Regions from separate parts of the Homo sapiens genome. Here region 2 is linked to region 1. A link is a contact called in ENCODE Hi-C data. All regions are on one chromosome and are shown on one strand. The core of a region is the stretch at or near the end of the contact, and the rest is flanking DNA. Distances in the headings are between cores, read along the strand shown.

Region 1 (5,017 bases), core at 660-3,159:
TCTCCTCTCAAAGCAGTTTCTTCTGTCTGTGCTTCCCCTAGTTCCTCACCACACCCTCAGTCTGGCTAGTCCTCCCTTCACAATGACAGGTCAGAGATCCTTACTGAAAGATACGGTGTTTATTCTCTGTGAGAGTAATATGTTATAGTAAGCGGGAGATTTCACTCAACACCTGATTGGTGATGATGGAGAAGGGGGCCGGTCTTTTTCCACTTCTCTAATGGTAATATTTTCTCCCAACTTGCTTGCATGTTTACAGCAAGCTTCAGTGTATAGCTAAATTTTACCCAGTGGAAATTATGGGGATCGCAATATGCAATTTAAGTAAGTAACTCTTTAGTTACTTTGACCCAACTAAAATACTAAAGCAGAAAAAAAAAGGGGTGAACCAAGTTGCAGGCCTCTTCCTGCAAGCAATGTAGTGAGGTAGAAAATGGGATCAATGTACTTGTGTTCCCTCAAGATACATCTCCCTTCTCCATCCAAACTGTTGAACTAAATGAAGAGTGAGGTCCTTGAGGAATGAGCTTTTCCCCGTTTTGTTAATGGGGGAGGCTAATATTCCTGAAAGATAGCTCTAAAATGTTGTCAGAACAGTCAAGAGTTAACAGCAATTGTCCATGGCTCCAGAAGCCTGATTGTTACTTGTCAAATTGCTTCCGGTGTTCTTTCCCACATGAAAGAGGGGGGTGACTGACTGGCTATTAGGGCAATAGGGGATTTGATGTCTGTTTGACCACACCCCAGCCTCCTGGGTGTGATTTTGATTTATATTAAAGCTGACAAAATGAATCAAATGTTTGCTGACCTTGTGTATATAGAATAGCTTGGGTTGGATCTTGAGAGAAATTACCTGTTGGAGAGGGGAAAGAGAAAGTTACCATCAACACTCCTGATTTTATTTTATTTATTTTTTTTTTTGAGACGGAGTCTCGCTCTGTCGCCCAGGTTGGAGCACAGTCGCGCGATCTCGGCTCACTGCAAGCTCCGCCTCCCAGGTTCGCAGCATTCTCCTCCTTCAGCCTCCTGAGTAGCTGGGACTACAGGCGCCCGCCACCGCGCCCGGCTAATTTTTTTTTTTTTTTTTTGTATTCTTAGTAGAGACGGGGTTTCACCGTGTTAGCCAGGATGGTCGTGATATCCTGACCTCGTGAGCCGCCCACCTCGGCCTCCCAAAGTGCTGGGATTACACGCGTGAGCCACCACGCCGGGCCAAACACTCCTGATTTTAATACATCATGCCATAGGATGAAGTTAATTTTTAGCTCCGTTGAGAGGAAACAACTACCATCCTGCCGCATAGTAGAGAGTCTGGAGAAAAACAGTGTCAGCTGAAACCTCTACTTTCTTTAATTTCATTAAAAAATTGATCTCATTGATGCCATCAACTGTGCTTCTGGGTAAAGTCGCTGGTTCACATTTTCAGTTTCAATTTCCCTTGCTTCTCTTGCTTCAGTTTCAGTAGCAACAGGAAGTTTGGGTAATTCTATATCATTTAAATGTGAAGAGGAAGAAAGAAAACCCTTTATAAACACATCCTGATGAGTGAGTGTCAGAAAATTCTATGCAGAGACGTGGAGTAATCAAAGAGCAAATTCAGAAAATATTCTCTAAGTTTAGGATTTGTAGACTACTGAATTATAAATTTATACTGATTAATACATAGCAAAGGTTACATTAATATATTAAATCATGAATTTATATTATCTTGAGGTGATTGACCCTATGAGGTCACTTATAAATTGATTTTATGAGCACATAACACTTTATCTCTTTCCACCCTCTAAGTCTGTATATTATTAAAATACAGAAGACTAGACTTGATGTGTTTCAAAACTTCAGGCGCAGGTTAAGTTCCACCACTCAGTTCTGCTTCACTTGTTCTCACTCTGAGTCACTCAACCTCTGAACACGTTTTTCATTTGGTCAACTTATTTGAGCATTTGTCCAAGTAGCCTGAGTGGGTCTAAGTATAAGACATGAAATAAAGAGCTTGACATGGCAGAGACTGTCAGACTTTCAGAGAGAAAAAACAGTTTACTTAAGAATCTCAGAAATAGCTGGTCATGTCTAAGTTAGGGTCCCTAAGAAAATACAGGTGATTTCACTTTGTATTTCCCCCATTCCTTTCCCCCTTCCATTTCCGAAATTTGGTATTTTGAAAAGGATGAAGATCGATTTGGAAGTAGCTTACTTTAAAAAGGAACATAGTAACAGGAAATTGTAAAGTAACATTCTGTTAGGTTTCAAGGCTGATTTGTGTTAACAAGCTGACCACAGCCCTAAGACATGCTTGAAACCCTTAGTGCAGGGAGACAAAATAGGAACAGGGCTGAGCCTGATGCGGCCTCATTTGGGTTTGGTTGTTGCTGCCCCACTTGTAAAAACAATACAGACTGCGAAATAGACAGTCGTCCCTCAGTATCCTTGGGGTACTGGTTCCAGGACCCCCTCTGATACCAAAACCCATGGATGTTTAAATCTCTTATATAAAATGGTATAGTATTTGCATATAACCTATGCTTATCCTCTTGCATACTTTAAATCATCTCTATAATACCTAATACGAATGCTATGGAAATAACAGTTATACTGTATTGTTTATATTTTTGTCATATTATTTTTTATTGAATATTTTTGATCCACGATTGGCTGAATTCATGGATGTGGAACCCACAGATATGAAGGGCCTGATTGTACTAACTGATACCAGATCATTAGGCAATTCTCTTACTGGGGCTGCAGATCCAAAATCCAGACCACGTTTCTCTGAGTAAAGGTGTAATTTCCTCTGAAAAGACTAAATGTTTTCACTGCCAGTTTCCCAGGGGAGAGGTTGGTTCAGCAGGAATTTTGGGAGGAGGGTGTCCAGAGTGTTAGGTGAGTGGAAACCTTCCTCATTTCTTTTAGTGCAGATGTCAATTTGGCTCCAATTCTAAAGAAGTGCTGATAACTGAAGGTTTCTAGTGGGGTAGCTGAACTACCTTTGGTGACCTGGAAACAGGTAGCAAAGAGGGCAGAGCAGTAGCCTGGTAAGGGTGGAGAGGATTCCACTGGAGCTTGGCCGCTCTCATAAAGTACTATCTGGACCCTTTCTTTCATTATTCTGGAACGGTCAGGAAAGTCTGGTCTCTACTGTGGGCAACAAAGAGGAAAATAAGTCTTTTCCCCAGGGTCAAACAAGATGACAGAAGTCACCAGCAGAAGATGGTAGTGCCCACTGAAGCAGCAAGTTAACTGGAGTCACTGTCCCTAGGAGGCAGCCCAGGAATGGGCAAGAGGGCAACCCATTTCTGGGTACACATTACACTGTACCCTGGGAACCGCTGAGGATCACGAGGGGCATATTTTAAGGGTGGCTATTTCTGCCAGTAATGCTGGAAAGCATTCATGGCATAATGCCATGATATGTAGCAGAATCCACCACAGTGTCTGTACGAAATGTTTAAGTAGGTAATTCATTCTGTCAGTTATTAAGTGTTATGAATCTGAAATCATTAAAACAATGTACTGCACAAGAAATAGGCAGATAAGCAGACCAGAATACAGTTTATACACAAACCGATAATGAAATATCATGGGGTAATGGTGATTTAAAATAAATGTTGAAAGAAAGGATCGTCAAATAAAGTGTATTACAACAAACGGGTAGCCATTTTCCTACCTCACTCCATATAAGAAAATAAATTCTGGAGGGATCAAAAATATAAACACAAAAAATGAAACTATGAAAGTAAGAGGAAAACATAAGCATATTATAAATAAACCTTGGTGTGAGCAAGACACACAATTCAATAGCCCTAAGAAAAGATTAATTGGTTTGTGTGGGGAAAAAACAAGTACGAAATAATCATAACAGTTCTAATACATATAAATAAACCAATATTCAGAGAGTTTATAAAAATTTTTAAAAACCCTAGTAATTCAATATTAAAAACTGGCGAAGATGAAATGCAAATTACCAATGTATAAAAAAAACTCAAACCTTAAGTACAAATCAACAATTATCAGATATTAATGCAGTGATAAAACTAGTAAGTTCAATAATCAAAAACTTTGGTAAAAGGGGCAGGAAAATATACTCGCAAATGTTGAGTAGTAGTATAAGGTAGTACAGTACAGTTTAAGAAGGCAATTTGGCAGTATCTATGAATATTTAAATGCATACATTCTTTATCTCAGCAATTACTTGCTAGGAACTTATCCTATGGCTGTACCCACACAATCATTTCAAGGATGTTCAGTGCAGCAATAATTATAATAAAAGTATCCAACTCAATTATCAATAGAGGAATGGCTTAAAAATTGTGGCACATCCATACAGAGATCTAGTTAACTATTAAAAAGAATTATCTCTAAGTTATTAAACAGTAAGCAGAAAAGGCAAGGAGCAGAATGATGTGTTTAGTTTGGAAATGAGTACAGTTCTGTTATTTTCTGTTTATGGCTGGACAAAGGGACTGCTGGGTGGGGCTGTAGCAGATTATAGCTTTTCATTTTATATTCATTCTCTTTTACCAAGCACATACATTACCTTTGTATAAAAACTTAAAAATATTTTTAACAGGAAAGACATTATCCTCAAACCATGCAGTAATGCCCAACTTGAATATATTTATTCAAGATCTAAGGAAGGAAATTTCAGGGGTACTGGAGTTATTGAAAAATAAACCTAAAAACATGCCAATGAAAGAAAATGGCTGTGGGTCTCAGAAAAAAATGGTACACTGACTGCACCTGGGAAAAAACTGGAACTCTCGAAGAATTGAAGTTAACTGGGCTTTGGCAAATTTGTGAATATATCGACTCTTTCACATGAAGTTGTACCTGAGCCTTATTCTTTAAATCCAGTTCAAATGCCACAATTTCTTTGAAACTTCTCAGATCCCTAAACACTTAATATACAGTCCTCTTATAGTTCTTTGTAAATACCTCTATCATAGTCCTGAGGAGGCTATTTGTTCACTGGCATGTCAGCCCCCAACCCAAATGTGAGATCCTTCAGGCAAGCCTTAAC
Region 2 (5,320 bases), core at 592-3,091, 1.1 Mb before region 1:
GAAATCACCAAACAGGTCTATGAAAAAGGAAGTAAAAAAGGTACCTTCAAATGAGAGACCAGAGCCTAGAAACTTGCTGTATTCGTTTCCTACCACAAACTCAATTCTTAAAACCATACACATTTATTATGTTACAGTTCTGAAGGTCAGAAGTCTAAATGGGATCTCAGCAGGGCTATGCTTCTTCTGGAGGCTTTAGGGAAGAATTAGTTTCTTTGCTTTTTCCAGCTTCTAGAGGCTGCCTGCATTACTGAGTTCACGGCTCTTCCTCACATGACTCAGACCTCTCTTTCCATCACTACATTTTCTTATCTGACTCTAACTCTACAGCCTCCCTCTTCAAAGGACCCTTGTGATTACAGTGGGCCAATCTAGGCAATCTAGGATAACTCCCCATCTCAAGAGCTTTTACTTAATCATATCTGCAAAGTCCCTTTTGCCATGCAGGATAACATATCCATAGGTTTCAGGAATTAGAATGTGAATATCTTGGGGGAAATAGTGCATTATTCTGTCTACTACACTTTGCTTTTCAAAACCGTAGTGATCAAATGAAAGACGCATTGCCTTCCTGGAATAGTGGAGGAATATGACTCAATCCTTTCAGGGCAGTTCCCCCACTGCAGGTCCCCAGCCTGGCTGGTCCCAGCAGGTGAGGGGCTGATAAAGGAGTTGAGCTGACCGCCCCTCCCCAACCCTCAAACAGGGCTTTATGATATTGCATTTTAAAAAGAGATTTATTGATGATTTTTTTTAAGTTTGAAGACCACTGTGCTCCTTGAAAATGCTCGGGCAGACTGAGAAAATCTTGATTTTTTGTTGTTGTGACTTCATTAGACTAGCCTATTTCCTTCATAATATCTGCCAGACTGGAGAATATTCCACATTTACGTGGTAACTCCTCCCAACAAATTATTTTATATCTGCCCAACAGAGAAGCAAAGTATAAGACATGAGTCGTAATGCAATTATAAGGCATCTTGGGAAAGGAAATAAAAGAAGAAAATGAAAGCCGAACTTTATTCTGGGATGGCTTTTGCTTAATATCAGCAACAGTATATCAAAACAACTAAAAAATCCCCTTTTCACACAATTTTTTTTACCATATATCGCCAGTTTGGTGGAGTTGGGGAGAAATTTTGTATGTTGTGTGTGTTTTACGTTGTAACAGGCTGTTGTTTCAAGAACTACATTGGTGTATGATGTCATGATTTACAAAATGTTTCACACACATTATTTGTGGGTATACATTGTTTAATGCATTTAATAGAATAAACATTCACTTTTAACAATATCTTTGTCTCTATTAACATTTCAGCTTAGCATCAAAGTGGTATGATGGTAATTGTTTAACAACTGGCTCCTTCTTCCACATACCCCTCCCCCTCAGAAAAAGCCCTGACTGAAGATTTCCATATGTAAACATCCCTGCCATAGTTGATTGCAAGCTACCAATGCATCGCTCAAATAGGAGTCAGGATGTGCACAATCAGCTCTTGCAAGTAAATTGGAGTGAGCTCCAGAATATCACTCAGTTTAACATTCAAGCTTCCTGTTTGTGGAGACGGATCCCTAGAAGGCTTAACTAGCAGAAAAACATCACCCTTGGAAGAAACATCGCAGTGATACTATGAAGCCCAAACCAGTTTTCACAGGAGTTATGTGATGTAGTGGATACAGTGTTCCGCCAAGTTGCTCTCAGGTCCTCTTTGCTGTTTCTGGCTTCAGTGTGCCTTAACCTCCAACAAATGACACTTGTTACTCTGCTTTGGAAGCAGCCCTCAAGGCTCTGAACATGCTGGCTCCGCCCTTACGTGGTGCTCAGCCAATGACTGATTGGGGGCGGGACCAAGCAAGCCCAGCTGCCTCTCTTACGTGCTTCCCTGCGGGGTTAGAATCCTGAGACTTAGCTTGGAATCACACCCTCGGTTCCCTCACTCTTTTCTGTTTGTCCAAAGAGTGTTTCTCCAGCAAATCACTCACACATGAATCCTCATCTCAAGGTCTGCTTCTGATGCTAAACTATTAAATCGACAGAAATGTGAGGAGTTCTTACTCATGTTTTCTAAAGCTCTGGCTCCGGGGTGTTCCCAAGATAATAGAGGGCTGTTTGATCATCCTACCACTTTCTGATGACTCCCAAGCATGGGAGTGGCATTTCAAAAGATGCACAGTGAGAAAGGTATGCCATAATATGGGGGAATTCTACTTATATCATAAACTAACTAGATCTTTTCTGGCTAAGAAAAAAGGATCTCTGCTCTCTGTGGAAAAGATTCCATTTGTTTTTGGAAACGCATCCTGTAACTAAGTGGAAAGATCCACTGTGCTTGTAAAGATGATGCCAACTGAACAATCTGTAACAAGAAATGTCTACGTAACAAAGCAAAGGAAAGACACAGGTATTGACGCCTGGAGACTCTCTTTGGTTTCACACACACACACAAAACGAAGAACCCAGAGGAATGTTTGTGTTCCCAGACTAAAACATAAAAATCCTACTACCAGAAAATTTTTAAAAGTTCTTCACAACCGGGGATGAGCATTCTTTCACTGTGTAAAGCACACACCTGTTGGTATCCTTACTTGACTGACTGAAGAAATGTGGGTGAAATAATGCCTTTACTTTCTGTGCAAATCATAAAACTGAAATAGGGTGAAATACACTGTGTGATTAGAAAATGGGAAATACAGAAGACCCTTTTACATTCTCATCTGTCAGGCTTTCATTGTCCTCTGGAAGAGGAAATGTTAAATTCTCATATAGCTTCTAAAGAACAGATAAATGCAGTCCAAAAATAAAGCAGTTGCTTCTAGGCAAGGATAAAAATATGAATAAATTGGAAATATTGCAGAAGTTTGTAATTTGTGTTTGCACATGAATTACCATAATTATTGAAAAAAAGCAGTCCAAACATAAATTCTGAAGCCATGCATTCTCAGACACCTTGCAAATTACCATCTAAAGATAGAGCATAAGGGGTTAAATCTTGAGACATTCTTTTTTATTTTACTGATGTAAAATCACTCCACCTAATTATAAAGTTTTCCCATTTGAGGAAAGCAATGATTTCAAAGGAAAGATCTTTAAAGTGCCACAGATTGGAAATAGATTAGCAAGGAACATAAATTGATAGAAAAATTTTAATATCATGCTAACTTTGTACATAATGGTGATGAGGAAAAGAACTGCAAAAGGGTGCCAAGGTTGTAAAATTAATTACAGACTTTATTTACATAAAATATTACATATGGAGGCAAAGATATGACAGATTGTTATGAACTAGTGTGTATTTGTGTTCAAACTTGTTGCTCACAGAAAAACAAGTCCAGGAATGAATAAAACACATCACACACATATTAGGGTTGCACACAGCTTCTTTACTGTCAGGGAAATGCAGCTTTACTGGATTCGGTGCCTTTAAGTAAGAAGTAGATTTCTAGAGCTGGTAGAGAAATACAAGTGAGCGATGGAAAAAAGAGAAAGAGTAATCATACAAGACCATTCAGCTTCAGAGGCAATAAGCCAATATCTGAAACAAAATAGATTTGTTTCTCTCATGTAAAACCTTGAAGGATCCTTATGAATGTTTCTTCCATCCCCACTGTTCCTTTGTCACCTTCCCCACAGAAGTGTACTGATGGCAATTTAGTTACAATTATTATTTTCTTCCCATTCATTCCACTGGTATTGCCTAGGCCTTCAACTTTCAAGTCCTAAAGTTGTTCAAGGTAAAATCTTGTCTCATATTTTTCACAGGTCTCACTTGTGGCCATGTGGATAAGCGATAAGTAGTGGGAGGAAAGGGCATGAGGGAGGGGGCTAGGGAAGAACTAGAAGCCAAATAACAAAGCCTAGTTGGAAATTGCCCCATAGAGACATAATCTTTGACAGGCGACTAAGTGCATAGCATCTCCTAACCCTATCTCCCTTTGTGCTGCACAACGGCGCCAGATCGTGGCACTGAGTGAGGTTCCATCCAATGCCAGACAGAGGGGAGATGTGTGCAGAAAACAATAAGCCATAGTGTTGGTTTAGAACTGTGGGTGACAAGTTGCTGACAGGCTGTAGCCTGACACAAGGCTGGCAAGGGACACAGCAAGGAAACCAATAATGAGACACTGTTTGCATCCACAAATGGGCACCTAGTAAAGAGACATGAAGAAAAGGTCACTGGGCAGAAATGCATGATTGACAGAGCACAAGAAGGTAAAAGTTATCCACCCTGAGAAACATCTGTTCATGGCCAGCAGGAGCCGTGAGCCTGTGAAAGTGAAGACTGGCCCCTGAGGAGCTGCTGCAGAGAAGCAGGGTGCGATATTCTCCAAGTTAGCAATGACAAGCCAGCGGCTGCCCAATGCACACACCCTGACACATGCAGGTCTTAGGAGTCCTGTTTAAGGACTTATCACTGCCCCTGGGTGTTATTTAATCTTACTGAGTGCCACGATTGTGATAATCCTTGGGATTAAAAAAAAACTATAGCCAATTCTTCGGAGCAGGGCTGTGAAGAATTGAGGAACATGGGTGCACTCAGTATGTCCAAGAAAGCTCAGTAGACTGCACATTTTCAAAACACTGAATAAAAGCTACAGGAAACTCACTGATAAGAAAAACTGAAATGACTCATGGGTCTGTTTGAGGTTATTCCAACTTAGATTATGAAAGAAAGAGCACCTGAGATCTGAGACCCTTCTCAAGGGCAAATATCTGAGAAATAGTTCTGAATAGAAGTGTACACCATCCTTTAACACCCAAAAATCAGTCGGGGTTCAGACCAGATGAGCGTGTGTCTTCTACTCCATGTCACATTGTCTATCATGCTCTTCTGCTTGGTTAAGTCAGTCACTTTGTATCTACCAGGAAGTACCATGTCAAACAGGTCACCCAACCTTCTCTCTGTGTGTGGATTCTTGACAGACATCAAAGCCAAGATGATTGTAAACAGCCTGACAGCTCTATTAAGACAATGGAGATGAGTCTTCAGTGGTTCAAAGAATTCAAAACAACTCAGTTTGTTAAATATATATTTCAGACAACATTCCAGAAAAAAAAATTTTTAAACACATAACGAGCCTATTAGATATTAGTGCATATGGAATGTAAGCTGTGTTTTTAAAGGCCTTTACAAATTATTTTTCTTCTAATGTGCTCTGAGCCAATTCTACGAAGTTGGCCTGTTATATTTAATTCTTTCAAATGCCACTACCTTAATAAAGGCTTCTGTTGAAGACCTGCATGGCTTGTTAAAAACTGTCACTATAAAAATATCATCCAGTAGTCTTTGAAATTTTCTAAAGTAAAAGAGCAATTAGAATG

The links. Hi-C counts contacts between places; a loop is a spot of excess contacts on that map. Pooled maps may share reads with other maps.
Region 2: a map with no recorded cell type shows a loop between it and region 1 (13-fold over the local background). The contact joins two enhancer-like sites. A Hi-C loop is called at or near these places in 2 of 37 single-sample maps with no recorded cell type and 2 of 50 pooled maps.

Annotation. Positions count from the first base shown.
Region 1 is chr7:7,255,388-7,260,404 of GRCh38, reverse strand. LINC03016 (long intergenic non-protein coding RNA 3016) reads right to left here. Exons shown (of 4, transcript NR_108073.1): 2 at 809-853. Among named protein-coding and RNA genes, the nearest start is that of LINC03016, 2.7 kb to the right of the region's middle. Within about 2 kb of position 1,909, at least 10 of the 41 ENCODE cell types and tissues checked have a DNase peak (open chromatin) inside an H3K27ac peak, as active enhancers do.
Region 2 is chr7:8,386,577-8,391,896 of GRCh38, reverse strand. No RefSeq gene overlaps it. Among named protein-coding and RNA genes, the nearest start is that of NXPH1, 44 kb to the left of the region's middle. Within about 2 kb of position 1,841, at least 2 of the 41 ENCODE cell types and tissues checked have a DNase peak (open chromatin) inside an H3K27ac peak, as active enhancers do.